2 separate regions of the Homo sapiens genome follow, and region 1 is linked to region 2. Evidence: chromatin contacts called from ENCODE Hi-C data. All regions are on one chromosome and are shown on one strand. The core of a region is the stretch at or near the end of the contact, and the rest is flanking DNA. Distances in the headings are between cores, read along the strand shown. Region 1 overlaps ATG7 (autophagy related 7). Region 2 overlaps SYN2 (synapsin II).

Evidence for each region. A loop is a pair of places that touch in the nucleus more often than their neighbours do. Pooled maps may share reads with other maps.
Region 1: a map of endothelial cell of umbilical vein shows a loop between it and region 2 (7-fold over the local background). The contact joins two enhancer-like sites. A Hi-C loop is called at or near these places in 5 of 168 maps with a recorded cell type or tissue (IMR-90, OCI-LY7, PC-9 and 2 more), 2 of 37 single-sample maps with no recorded cell type and 12 of 50 pooled maps.

What each region holds. Positions count from the first base shown.
Region 1 is chr3:11,376,818-11,383,438 of GRCh38, reverse strand. It overlaps ATG7 (autophagy related 7), which reads right to left. Exons shown (of 21, transcript NM_001349232.2): 19 at 3,387-3,467. Among named protein-coding and RNA genes, the nearest start is that of ATG7, 110 kb to the right of the region's middle. Within about 2 kb of position 3,763, at least 3 of the 41 ENCODE cell types and tissues checked have a DNase peak (open chromatin) inside an H3K27ac peak, as active enhancers do.
Region 2 is chr3:12,136,967-12,143,558 of GRCh38, reverse strand. It overlaps SYN2 (synapsin II), which reads right to left. Exons shown (of 13, transcript NM_133625.6): 2 at 2,851-2,908; 3 at 1,563-1,654. Among named protein-coding and RNA genes, the nearest start is that of TIMP4, 19 kb to the left of the region's middle. RefSeq lists an enhancer at 5,351-5,460. Within about 2 kb of position 4,403, at least 4 of the 41 ENCODE cell types and tissues checked have a DNase peak (open chromatin) inside an H3K27ac peak, as active enhancers do.

The DNA of each region.
Region 1 (6,621 bases), core at 2,514-5,013, 760 kb after region 2:
ATATAATATATTATATAACTCCTGACATGAGGAGACAGCATCACTTCTTTGGTATTTCCACCAAAAATTCATAACCTGAATCGAATCATAGGGAAACATCAGACAAATCCACATGGAGGGAAATTCTACAAAAATAACTGGCAAAATATCAAAACACTGAAGTTAAGAAAGATAAAGAAAGATGAAGTAACTTTTCCAGATTGAAGGGAGCCAGAGACACGACAACTAAATGCAATGTTTGATCCTCAACTGGATCCTGGTCTGGAAGGAAAAAACCTATAATGAACATTAACTGGTATAAACAACAACATTGAATACACAGACTGTGGATTAGAAAATAGTATTGTGCAAACATTAAATTGCCTGAATTTGATAAGGATATTGTGTTTAGGTAAGAGAATGTCTTTGTTCTTTGGAATTCACATTGAAGCATTCAGTTTTAAAGGATCAGAATGTCTCCAACTTACTCTCAAAATTTCAAGAAAAAAATGGGGTAGGGGAAGGGAAGAAGGAGGGATTGGAGGACGACAGCAAATATACGTGGGGCAAAATGTTAACAATGGATGAATGTGGGTAAAGTGTATACCGGAGTTCCTTGTACTATTCTTCCAATGTTTCTGTTAAGCTTAAAATTATATCAATAGAAAGTTACCCAAAAATACTCTGCCAAAAAATATTTAGGTGAAAGTCTAACAATAACAAAGTAATTTAATGCACTACAGGAAATTCTTTCAGGAATATTGATTTTAAAAATTATACTTTTCCCTCTGGTAGTAACACCACAATACTCTAGTTAGCTTGGAATTTCTTTGTAGAAGTAAAGAGCAACTCATATAAACGTCAAATAAGGTCTTTTGAAATTTCATTGACAAATACCATCTGTTTAGAAAGTTCTGCAAGACAATAAGTAGAAACTGGAATGAAAGTGACTCCTCACCACCCACCTCTCCCCACCATCCTTCAATATTTTTCCCCTAAGATGGAACAATTCACCTCGTTATGTGCCAACCTAAGATCACATAGGATAAGAAATGATTTATGGATAAATGTTCCAACTTTCCTGCTTTAGAAGCAAAGCACTGTATTCTTCCCCACCTCAGGCTACATAAAAAGCTCTCGCTCGCGTGCGTGCGTGCTCGCACTCTCTCTCTCTATATATATGTGTATATAATGTATTGCTTTGTTTGTTTTTAATAAATAAGATAATGAACAAGTGCTTCACTATTCAGCAGAAACTTATTCTACTTCCCCAGTCTGTCTCTATTTGTGGTTAAATCAAGACACAAGCATGGCCTTGATCCTGGTGGGGAGGAGGAAACATACTGAAAACTACCAAAGGAAAAAATTACTTCATGAATGTCAAAGGATAAATTTTTAAAAGTAATTTTTAGCCCCAATCTTTTGAAACAACAACTATGACATGACTCTGTATAACATGTATTATACTAAATATACATTAAGAAAAATTCAAATACACAGAAATGAAAATGTAATTGGATTTGTCATTTTAAAGTATTAATGTTGGGTTTGCAGATAATAGAGAATGACAATCTCCTAAGCAAATAAAGAAGGTAGCCAAGTAAGTAAATGCTGCGTTTCTACTGTAAGGAAATACGTGCACCAATGAAGCAACCTTTCCAGGACAAAAGAAATTTAATACTCAGACCACATGAAAAGTGACCGCTATGGGAATAGCACAGCTGTTAAAATCCAAGTCAGTTTGTATTAAATCGTCCAACATGTTTATGTAAAGCAGGACTCTCAAAATGATCACCAAGAGGAAATAATTTTGCTAACAAAAAAGTGATACCTATATTTAATTAAAAGCTTACAATAAGTGTGAAAGAAAAATGCTAAGCTATTCTCTTTTAAAGTATAAGGAACGCCCAGTTAGATGGTATGCTTGTGATTCTTTTATAAACAGTATCTGAAAGGCTAATTTAATTAGAAATAGAACAAGAATGAATGAGTGTTTGCATTTCACTTAGAGAACCCAATTATCTTTATTTCATTGACTAGCCAGACCAACATAAAGCCATAGAAAACCTGGCACCTGTGCCAAATGATTTCAGTATGAAAATTAATACTGCCAAGTTATTTTGAGACCAGTTAGCTCAACCATTCAAAGAAAAAAAAAATCTGCTCCACTAAAGATGTAGTATACAATCCTAAAACTTGCATTTCTGAAGATGGGGGTGCATGCAGACATCCTTGAGGTCCTGGCTTGAGCAGATATATCTTAAAGGAAACTACAGAAAGAATGGGCTCATGGGTAACTACTGACAAAGTCTAAGCTTGAAATCTCAACATAGGCACTTGGGATGCATAATAAAACAGGCTTAGTTTACTTCGGAAGCAAAAAGAAAATAATTAGTCTCAATTTTTGAGCATCTAAACGTAACCAAATTTATCAACATTGCTTGTCAATTCTACATTCAATTTTTAGAGAAACTGGTCAGGATTGTGCTTCCCATAAAATATAGCCCAAGTACAGTTTTCAAAGGAAGCTTGTCAACTCAGAATAGAGAAATACATCCCTAGAATTCTCTTTCTTCCACAGTGGCAGACAGACGAAGGCTACACGAAAAATAGTTCCAAATTGTAACTGAGAAGCCACAGTTGGGGATTAGTGGTCACCAACATTATTTTGTATAGCACTTCAACATGAAAATCTTTACTTATCAGCAATCATGAGCCTTAAAAGCCCAGGTCAAGTCGCTGGGCAGCAGAAGGCTGAAAGGAACACTTGAAAGGAAATCAGCTATCACATACAGTGTGCATGTAAAAATCACTCAGATGGTATCCGAAAGCCTATTAAAACACGAGATGCCATCACTGTAGTTTTGAGATATATCAGCCGTTTCACATTACGATGGCTAACATACCAGCTCTATTTTTAGAGCTTCTGGAAAGATCAAAGCTGAAGGGGCCCTTTTAGTGGCTCCCCATCCAGGCCCCTAATCTCTGTTTACTTTTTCTTTGTAATTATGTGGATCTGCAGAAGATGCATAGCCAGGGCCGCCTCACCCTCAGAGTAACGCTTTAAAAAATTGCTCTATGAGGGTCCTGGCTAGGAGGGAACCCTCTGGGGAGGAACAAAGAGCAGTAAAGTTCAAATTCAAGACAAAATTAGCATGATGCAAGTATTGATACAGAGTTGAAATATTTTAACTCAGTCTCCCTACACATTTTCTCAGGCTGGTTTTAAACCACTGTGAGAATGAATACAGATCCATGAAAACAAAGTCCTTTCTGAGGGTTTAGACCCCACCCTTCCCCCACAAAAAGCCCTTAGTTGGTTTCAAGGGCTCCAGCTGGTGAGGCTGCGGTCAAATGCTGACCCGCTCACTTTTAAAAACAAGTCCCTCCAATACAAAATGACTTACTTTGGAAGAACAAGCTGTACATTTGTCAAATGCCAGGCTGACGGGAAGGACATTATCAAACCGTGAAAGAAATCCCCGGATCTAAAAACAAACAAAACAAAACAATTCACATCAAACACACAACGACCACATCTATGAAATGCACGTCTGGTTTCTGACAACAAGTAGGAAATGATTAATATGGCGGCCCGGAAAGAGATTATGAGCAAAAATAAGTTCGAAATGAGTATTTTCCCTTGTAACGTAATCAGTTTGCAGAAGAACTATATTAGGTCCTTTATTCCATTAGGAGCCAGGGCTTACAAGCTTTTCAAATATTTCTGACCTAAAAACAAACTGACTCTAAAATACAAAAAGCAAGCTGTAGTATCTAAAGTATTTTTTAACAAATGTCTTCCAAAATGTTGAACAGGTCCACTGGTATACTCAACTCTTAAGCTCCCACATGTGTTCTAGTGAATATGGGGTAAATACACATTTCTATGACATGATTTTGGGTGGGGTCTCACAAGGAAAGATGGCTTGGGGGACTGTGGAAGGCCGAAATGGCCCTAGACATATATCCAGTTATTTGCTTGATTTGGAACAGATAGAGATAAAATGTAAAACATCATCAGATTTATGGGGAAACAGCACCACCTTGAGCATAAAATTCTGGACTACAACTGAGTTACATTTCCAGAGTATCAGCTATAATCAGGTTTCACAAACTATAACTGAAGTAATTTATTCAGAACATTATACCTGTATATACTATACTTACACCAAAGGGGGAGCTTTAAGCTGTTCTATATATCATAAAAATATGAATGGTAACATCTCTAAACTCTCCATAGGACTCAACGTTTATAATAAACCAGACAACACAAATATTATGAATTAATTTATTTGACCTTTCAAATTCCCCATTTTATGTTGAAAAACCTCAGGCTCAGGAAGAATGGCAACTTGGCTCAGGTAAACAGTAAGTAATGGAGCCAAGACTCAAAAATGGACCTCCTGATGTGAACCTGCCCCCGGCCTGAGCTTCTCTGCTTCCCTCCCTCTCAGAATACCACAGCGTTTGTCTTCAACACTAGGTCTTCTCACAACTTTAACACTCTCACTTGAACAGAACAGAAGACCCGATCCACCACCGTTTAGCCATCCTATTAACACCATGCCCTCTCCCTCAAATCCCCCACCCCCCGAAAAACAAACAATTTGACAAACTATTTAAAGAAAAAGGCTTCTTTTGAGTTTTGGATAACTCCATCCTGATGCTCACACTGTAACAGTGTTAACTGTTTGTGCATACTTCTCTCTGGAAAAAAATCAAACCTGGAAAAACATGCCTACAGCAATTTTTTTTTTTTTTTTTTTTTTTTGGAGATGGAGTCTCACTCTGTCGCCCAGGCTGGAGTACAGTGGTGTGATCTCAGCTCACCGCAACCTCTGCCTCCTGGGTTCAAGTGATTCTCCTGCCTCAGCCTCCCGAGTAGCTGGAATTACAGGCGCCCACCACCACACCCAGCTAAGTTTTTTCTATTTTTAGTAGAGATGGGGTTTTGCCATGTTGTCCAGGCTGATCTTGAACTCCTGGCCTCAGGTGACCTGCCTGCCTCAGCCTCCCAAAGTGCTGGGGTTACGGGCGTGAGCCACCGCGCCCAGCCCGAATTTATCATTTCTATCAAACACTTGATCTCGGATTGCATTAAAAAACACATAGCATATTGATAAAGACATTTTAAAAATTTGGCAGGGCACAGTGGCTCACGTCTGTACTCCTAGCACTTTGGGAGGCTGAGGCGGGCAGATCACCTGAGGTCAGGAGTTTGAGACCAGCCTGGACAACATGGCAAAACCCCCACCTCTGCTAAAAATACAAAATAATTAGCCGGGTGTGGTGGTGCACCCATGTAATCCCAGCTCCTCGGGAGGCTGAGGCAGGAGAATCACTTGATCCTGGGAGGCAGAGGTTGCAGTGAGCTGAGATCCAGCCTGAGTGACAGAGTAAGACTCCATCTCAAAAAAAAAAAAAAAAAATTGGTAACTGGTATAAGTTAGATAGCCTCATCATAAACATATGAAAATATGACAACCTTTTAGTTCCTAACATCTCAGGAATGTGGTAACCATTTCATAATCCATGACCTGAGGCATAATCAGGGTCATAAGTTTGCTATTCAGGACGTCAAAATAGGAGACATCAAAATAGCAGAAAAGAGTTTAATAGCAAGTCACAAATGGGAATGCTGAAATCTTCACGAGCTCTGGAAGTTACAGGCTTGAGAATACTCACAGTGAGTCTCCTCTATACCCCAATTACTTTTATATTAAGTTTACTTAGAAAAGAACTTCATCACATTTAGCATATTTTTCCATTAAAGTTTTTTAACACAGCCTACAAGTCATGTGTCCATCTATGTTTCATGGAAAGGTTTCTGCATGCTGTTTTCTCTAATATGGTTTTCATCAAACTTACTTTATGTTGCACAAATACTGGTAATTTTCTCTGATACTGTCTTATCATTGGAGGTGGGCAGGTAAAGCTGAGGGACAGGGAGAAAGTAGATCCAGTTGGGGTAGAAAGGGAGAGAGGAAATAGAGAAGAAAAACAACAACACCACCACAGGTGGCGAGGAATAGAAGAAAAAGAAGATGCCGTGCACGGTATTGGTTGAATGAGGGTCCACACACCACCGTTCAGCAGGCCCAGACAGTTCTTTACTAGGAAACAGATTTATTTTCCCAGAAAATGAAGTAGAATAATATGTGTGTGAGGACTTTCAAATTCACCAAGTTTGTATCAGAAGGCCCACAATTTAACCAAAATAATTCCAGTTTTAGATAATTCAAGACAGGAAACCCTTCTTCTCAACCGACTGCAAGAGACTCCTAAGGGGGTACTTCCACAGGTGGGCTCCCTCCCTTCTAGCTAATGCAAAGGCTCAGCTGTCAGTTTTCCTAATACACAGCTCTGAGGCCTGTCATTTTTTACCCACTCCCTATAGCTGACAAAAGGCGGCAGACAAGGCCGGGCGCGGTGGCTCACGCCTGTAATCCCAGCACTTTGGGAGGCCGAGGAGGGCGGATGATGAGGTCAGGAGATCAAGACCATCCTGGCTAACACGGTGAAACCCCGTCTCTACTAAAAATACAAAAAAATTAGCTGGGCGTGGTAGTCGGCACCTGTAGTCCCAGCTACTCGGGAGGCTGAGGCAGGAGAATGGCGTGAACCCGGGAGGTGGAGCTT
Region 2 (6,592 bases), core at 3,154-5,653:
TCAGAAACAGAAAATCAAATACTGCATTTGTCACTTATAAGTGGGAGCCAAATAATGGGTACACATAGACATAAAGATGGAAACAATAGACACTGGAGACTCCAAAAGAGGGGAGGATGAGAGGGGGATGAGGGCTGAAAAATTACCTATTGGATATGATGCTCATTATTTTGGCGATGGAACACTAGAACCCCAAACTTCACCATTACATAATGTACATAATTCGTGTAACAAATCTGTACATGAATCCCCTCAATCTATTAAACAAACAAACAGAAATATGGCATCTGTTAGAGCTGCTCTGACCTTCTTGTGTCCCAGTTCTGGGAAGCTGGCACCAGCTGTATGCCTGAAATACAACTCCAATCCTGCACCCCAGTTACAGGAATTGAGCTGTACACTGTGGCCAGCCCCTGAGTTCCTACCCTGGTACCCAGAAGGGCCTGCCTTTATTCTTGCCCTGCTTTTGGGCCTCTCTGTCACCACCTGCTTGCGTTCATGTATCCCCATTACCCTCTCTACCTACAGCTGGAGGAGCCCATCCATTTTCTCTTGTAGGGGCTACCTAAGCTCACTCCCCACCCGGATGGACATCTCTTTTTCTGTCTTCTTTCTTGATCTTCAGAATGGACAAGCTCGTATTTCCTGTTGTTAGGTCCCAGACACCTCCAGTCTGGCCTTTCCTGTCACCAATCCAGTTCCTGTTGGACACTGGAAGCCTGTCAGGTTACTGTAGATTGAGGTGGAGAAGAGAGTGAGGTGAAGACTCTTCTTGGAACAAGACTGATGTCTGAAAACCTGAAGCCATAATGAGCTCCTGGGAAGAATAACACTTGTTGAAACCATTTCCCGCCGCCCCCTCTCCCAGCTCCGCCACTTTCCAGTCTGGAATTCTCATTACCTCTCTCACAAAATTCTGTGAGTATGACAACATCACATCTATGAGGCATCGAGCATACCACCTGGCATGTAAGTGCTCAATAATTGCTAATTTTCTTCCACCCACCATGTCTCTTCCAGCCCTAGGTTTTTCTATCAGACTTAGGAGTTCCCAGGAATGAGGAATATAGAAAGAATACAGGATGGAGAGTCAAGTGATCTCACATAGAAGACAGGGCTCTGCCACAACTCACTAGGGGAATCTAAGCAAATCAATGTAAAATGGAAGGCTGAACTACATCAGACATTTTCAAGTCTGTTTGTTTGTTTTAAAGCAATGGAACTCTGTTTTCCAAGGGAAATGTATGCAGGATAAAAGCACAGAGCTGCACTGGCTGAAGGGGTTGGGGGAAATAATCCTATAAGGAATCCAGTTATGTCTAAGTGAGCTCTCAGTCTGTGAAGCTTCAGGTTGTTTTCTCTACCACTGGACTAAGCTCAGCGAGAAGCTGGCTTTCTCTCTCTTTTCTACTATTTCTGCACAACTCACATCATTAAATTCTGTATACCATACATAGCACTGCTATCTCACTCCAACACCTGACTTAGAAACCACCTCTTTGGGCCAGAGGTAGTAACTCTGGAGACAGTCACAATGATCCTGAGGACAGAAAGACCCTTACCGGACAACCTTTGTGCCATTCCGGAGAACCTGCATATCCACAGCATAGGTGCCATCTGCATGGGCCACCAGGTTGAGCTCTGAAAATTCTGCCTGGAAAATAATAACAGGGGAATAAGTTCACAATCCTGACTTCACCAAGTCCTCTACATAGCAGCAGCAACATCCCTACCACCAAACATTTATATACAGTTTTCAAAACATGTTCACATACTGAGTTAGTCTAATTCTAATAGCAACACTGTGATGAAGGTGGGACAGAGATAATTATCCCCATTTACCAAAGGAGGAAATTGAGGCTCAGAGCAGTTAAGTAACTTTTCAGGACAAACAAAACTTATCATTGGCAGAGAAAGGAGCAAAACTCAGGTCCTCTAACTCCCAGCCCAGCATCCTTTGTGCTGCCTCTCTACAGAGCGAGAATGTGGACTGAGACAAATGTCTTTTTATCAGTTTCAACATAAAAGCACTAGGTCTAAATTTAGGTAACTAGTTTTTAGTTCTGCTTTCCCCTTACCTAGCTGCATAAAACATTAAGCAAGTTACTTGTACTCTCTAGGTTTCCATTTCCCTGATCTACAAAATGGGAATAATTTTTATCAATCTTGCCTATGTAACAAGTTGTTTGAAAACAGTCAGTAAGTCATAACACACTGTATAATGAATGATGAGAAACTTCTTTTATCACATAGGAAATACATGCATTGTTGAAACTGAACGTCCTCCTCTTCCCCAAATGGACCCAATCACTATTTATTATGAAGCAAAGGATGGAGGAAGGTTAAAAAAAAAAAAAAAATTGGACTTTCAGTGATTCACTGTATTAAAACAAGGAAGTGTTCTTTTCTAAGTTTCCTCTAAAGTATAGCCTCAGGCCCAAAGGAGCCATCACTCGGGGCAGCATACCTGAAAGGCAGACATGTGCCTACCGAGAAATATCTTGCCACCAACAATACGGAGGTAACGTGCAATATTCTGGGAAGCCCTCTAAAGTTTTCCTCAGTCTGGGAACCTTACACTGCAAGAGGGTGCTAAGAACCAAACTGCTTGCTCATCTACAGACACTAGAGCCATAAAAAGGAATCAGAGAAATGAAAAGATGCAGACTCCAGGACCATGCCTCACAGACAGAAAGGTCCTGGGGAAAGGATAGGAGAGAGAGGAGATGCAGAGTCCAGAACCCAATGATGGACACAGTATTCCACTCAGCAGAACGAGATGGTTCACTCTGGCATGTCAAGAGGAAACTGTGATGACGGGGATGCAGCTCTGGGCTTCAGGCTGATTACCTGTTCCACCTTGATATCATAATCTCCAAGGACTTTTTTGCCCCGAAAGCACTTGGCCCTGGAGAAAAGAATAAACCCACACAAATTAGTTTTGTGCAAGTATTTAAAGTCAGACATTTACTATTACAAAGAAGAGGACCACAGCAGACAGATCTCCAGAATGAGGGTCAAGAGACCTGGGTTCTGATCCACATTCTGCTATGAGATCACCACAAGACAAACCATTTCCTCTCTTTTAACCTCAATTTACCCATCTATAAAATAATCCAAAACATCCCTTCATTATCAGGTTTTGTTATAACATCTCTGGTCTTTTGGCTATAAAACGCATCTAGAAATAGGAATTTCCCCAGTTTTATTCTTCATAAAGGCTAGATCAGCTTTATACATCTCTGCAGTTTCCTTATTTTCCTTGATCCTTCGTTTTACTATGGTTTTCTATTTGGTATCCACCCTTGGATTTTTAGTTTTTAAAGAAACTGTTATTATCACTTTACTTCTTCATACCCATACAAAGAGGACCTGAGGCAATTAGTAATTTAAAAATATAACCAACAAAATAAGGATTAAAGAACAATCAATGAATGAGAGGAAATTAATTAGACCAAAATAGAAGGTAGCGGGAAAAGACTGAGGGAAGCCATTGCATTTGAACACAAAACTTAGCCCACATTTCTGAGCAGTCAAGAAAATGGGTCAAGGTGAGTTACACAGTACATAGTATCTTCCCAGTTTGTCACAGATCTAGAGGAACCTCACATTAATGCATTAATTAATCCCCTGTAATAAGTAATTAATCCCTTATAAGCAGATATTTTTATGCTTATATTTATATTAATTCCTACTTTGCTTCTAACCTGCCCTCCCCACATTAGATTTCCTTATCTGTCCTTTTAGGCTGGTTCTCCATTTGTCAAAAGGGCCTTTCCATACTCTACCTGTTAGGTAAGTTGAGCTTGCTTTTCCAGTGCTTGAAATTTCCAACTGTAATATTTCATTGGAGATTTTTTGGGAGTTTGTCCCCAAAATGAAGGAATAAACCAATATTTATTGGGCATCATGTTCTAGGAATTACATGCAAGTTGTTTTCAAGAACATCTCATTTAGTCCTAACAACGTATAAGATACAGAGAAAGGGCTTCATTTCAGAGACAAGGAAACCAAGATTCAGAATTGAAAATGGTGTATTCAAGGCCCTATAGCAAGTTAGTGGCAGAGCCAGTATTCACATCTAAGTCTGTGGCACTCTGAGACCACTGCCCTTCACACTGCAGGCACTGTCTCCCCCTGGTGATCTATTCTCTCCATCTCTGCTCACACCACTACAAAAACGGACTTGCCCTGTGTGTGCCGCATTGCATTTATTCCCATTTTCCTTCTTCCACTCACAAGGGACTTAATGATGTGAGCATTAGTCCCACTACAAATACTTCCTACCCTGGTTCCTGTCAACTACCCGGGACGAGGCCAGGCTGTTTCCTTTTCTCTATGGGTTCTGGAACACCCCGTTCTAGGAAGTTGTCATTTGTCCTATCCAAGTCCCTGGCCACCCTCAAATTGCTCCTCTGAGGCACTCAGCCATCCTGGAGCTGGACCACTTAAGTCCACCCCCCACCTCTGCCCCAATTTCTTATTAAGCTTCACACCAGCTTGTTTCCAGGACCCTGATCAACATTCACAGCTCAGCGAGCCCCTCAGGCAGGGGCCCGGTAGTATATTCCCTTTCTTTGGCTACTATTCCATTTTATTTACAGGTTTAACTAATAGAGTCTAGTATGGCACTATCACTTCTCTGCAGACCTTGGACTCTGCAGGTTTTTGTCCATGACTATAAAAAGAAGGAACTGGAGTGAATGACCCATGAGATCCCTTTCTTTCATTGGTGAGGTATGTCTACCTTGTTATCAGCAATGCTTTTCTGATGCTTCCTCCTATTTTCCTGTCTCAAAATAGCTCTCCTTCTGTGAGGTAAATCTCAGAGACATTAACAATAACCTCGCATTTCGTATGATGCCTTGCATTTGCAAAGCATGTTCCTTGCCCTAGTTGTTCCTCACAACTCTGTGAAGGAGCCAAGAGAGATAATGTGGTCCATTTGGCTGATGGGGAAACTGAAGCCCAGGACAATTAAATAACATGCCCAAATCAGAAAGAAAAGTTCATGGGAGTTAAGGCTAGAACTAAGAGTTTACATCTAGGTGCTTACATGCTGCCAAGTTTCTTAATTCACTCATTTATTTTGTGGGTTTTGAACACTGATATTGAAATATATTTATAGACTCTGGCTGGGTTTATCTGCCACTTCCTGCACCTGCCCATTGACCAAGTTGGCTAATGAACTGTTTTCATGCCTTCCCTCCACCCCCACCTCTCTAGCTATCCTAATGCCTTTTCCTTAAGGTAATTTGTCCTGTTGGAAATCTTAGTGTGTGTTTCCTGGCCCAGGGTCACTGACCTGTCTTGGCTGAGCCACAACCTTATAGAAAAGGAGCCAAGATGGCCGGCAGATGGGGCACAGAGCCCTCTTCTGGAGAATGAGCACATTCTTGCAGCTCCAGGCTCTTGGACATTTTGATTCTAGGTATTTTCATGAAAAATTGTGTAACTTGCTAGCAAATGATAGAAGTCTTTCCTGATACTAAGAGAACACTAGTACAGGGCAGTGTGCTAGAATCCAGAGGATGGGCTCTGGAATCACAATCTGGGGTGTGAATTCTAGCTGTACCCTTTCCTGGTTGTATGACCTTAGGGAGGCTTAAATTTTTTAAAAATAGTATATCATGTGGTTAAACCAATCAATCAATCTATCTTTAAAATTATATAAAAGGATAAAACAAAAAGTAAAATGTTCTTTTTTCCCATTCCTCTCTTATCACATATACTTCCCATTATCAATTATAAGCATATACTTCCAGTGGAGGGGAAAAAATGTGTGGCTATACCTGCATACATATATGCTTCAAACACATACATATGGCATGCTACATAAATTTTTTTAAACTTTTGTTTTTTGCACTTAAAAATATATCTTAGTGATATGCTTTCAGCACATATTGATGGGCCTCTTCCTTTTTAATAGTTGCATGAAATTCCATTTGAAGGACATACAGTATTTTATTGGTAAACATGTATTGGCATTGGCATTATATATTGGTGAGCACATTAGATTTCTAGTTTCTTGCTTTTGGTATTACAAACAGTGCTACAATGGCTTACATTTAAAAATATATCCACAGGATGAATAATTTATGACAGAAGTGCTGGTACAAGGAACAGACACAGTTACGGTTTTTACTAATATTCCCAAACTGTCCCCCACCCAAGAAAAAGATGATACCACTCTTACCAGCATTTGAAAGTCTGGGAAAACTACTCTACTTCCCTTAGTTTTCCCACACAGTCCCTTGCATAAGATAGGAACAGATAAGATGCCCAGTACGGACTTTTTTTTTTTTTTTTTTGAGACAGGATCTTGCTCTGTTGCGCGGGCTAGAGTGCAGTGGTGCAATCATAGCTCACTGTAGCCTCGACTGCCTGAGCTCCAGTGATCCTCCTGCCTCAGCCTCCAGAGTAACTGGAACTACAGGCACATGCCACCACGCCAGGCTAATTTTTAAATTTTTTTTGTACAGACAAGGTTTCACTATGTTGTCCAGGCTGTTCTTGAACCCCTGGGCTCAAGCAATCCTCCTGCCTTGGACTCTGAAAGTGCTGGGATGATAGGAGTGAGTCACCATGCCCC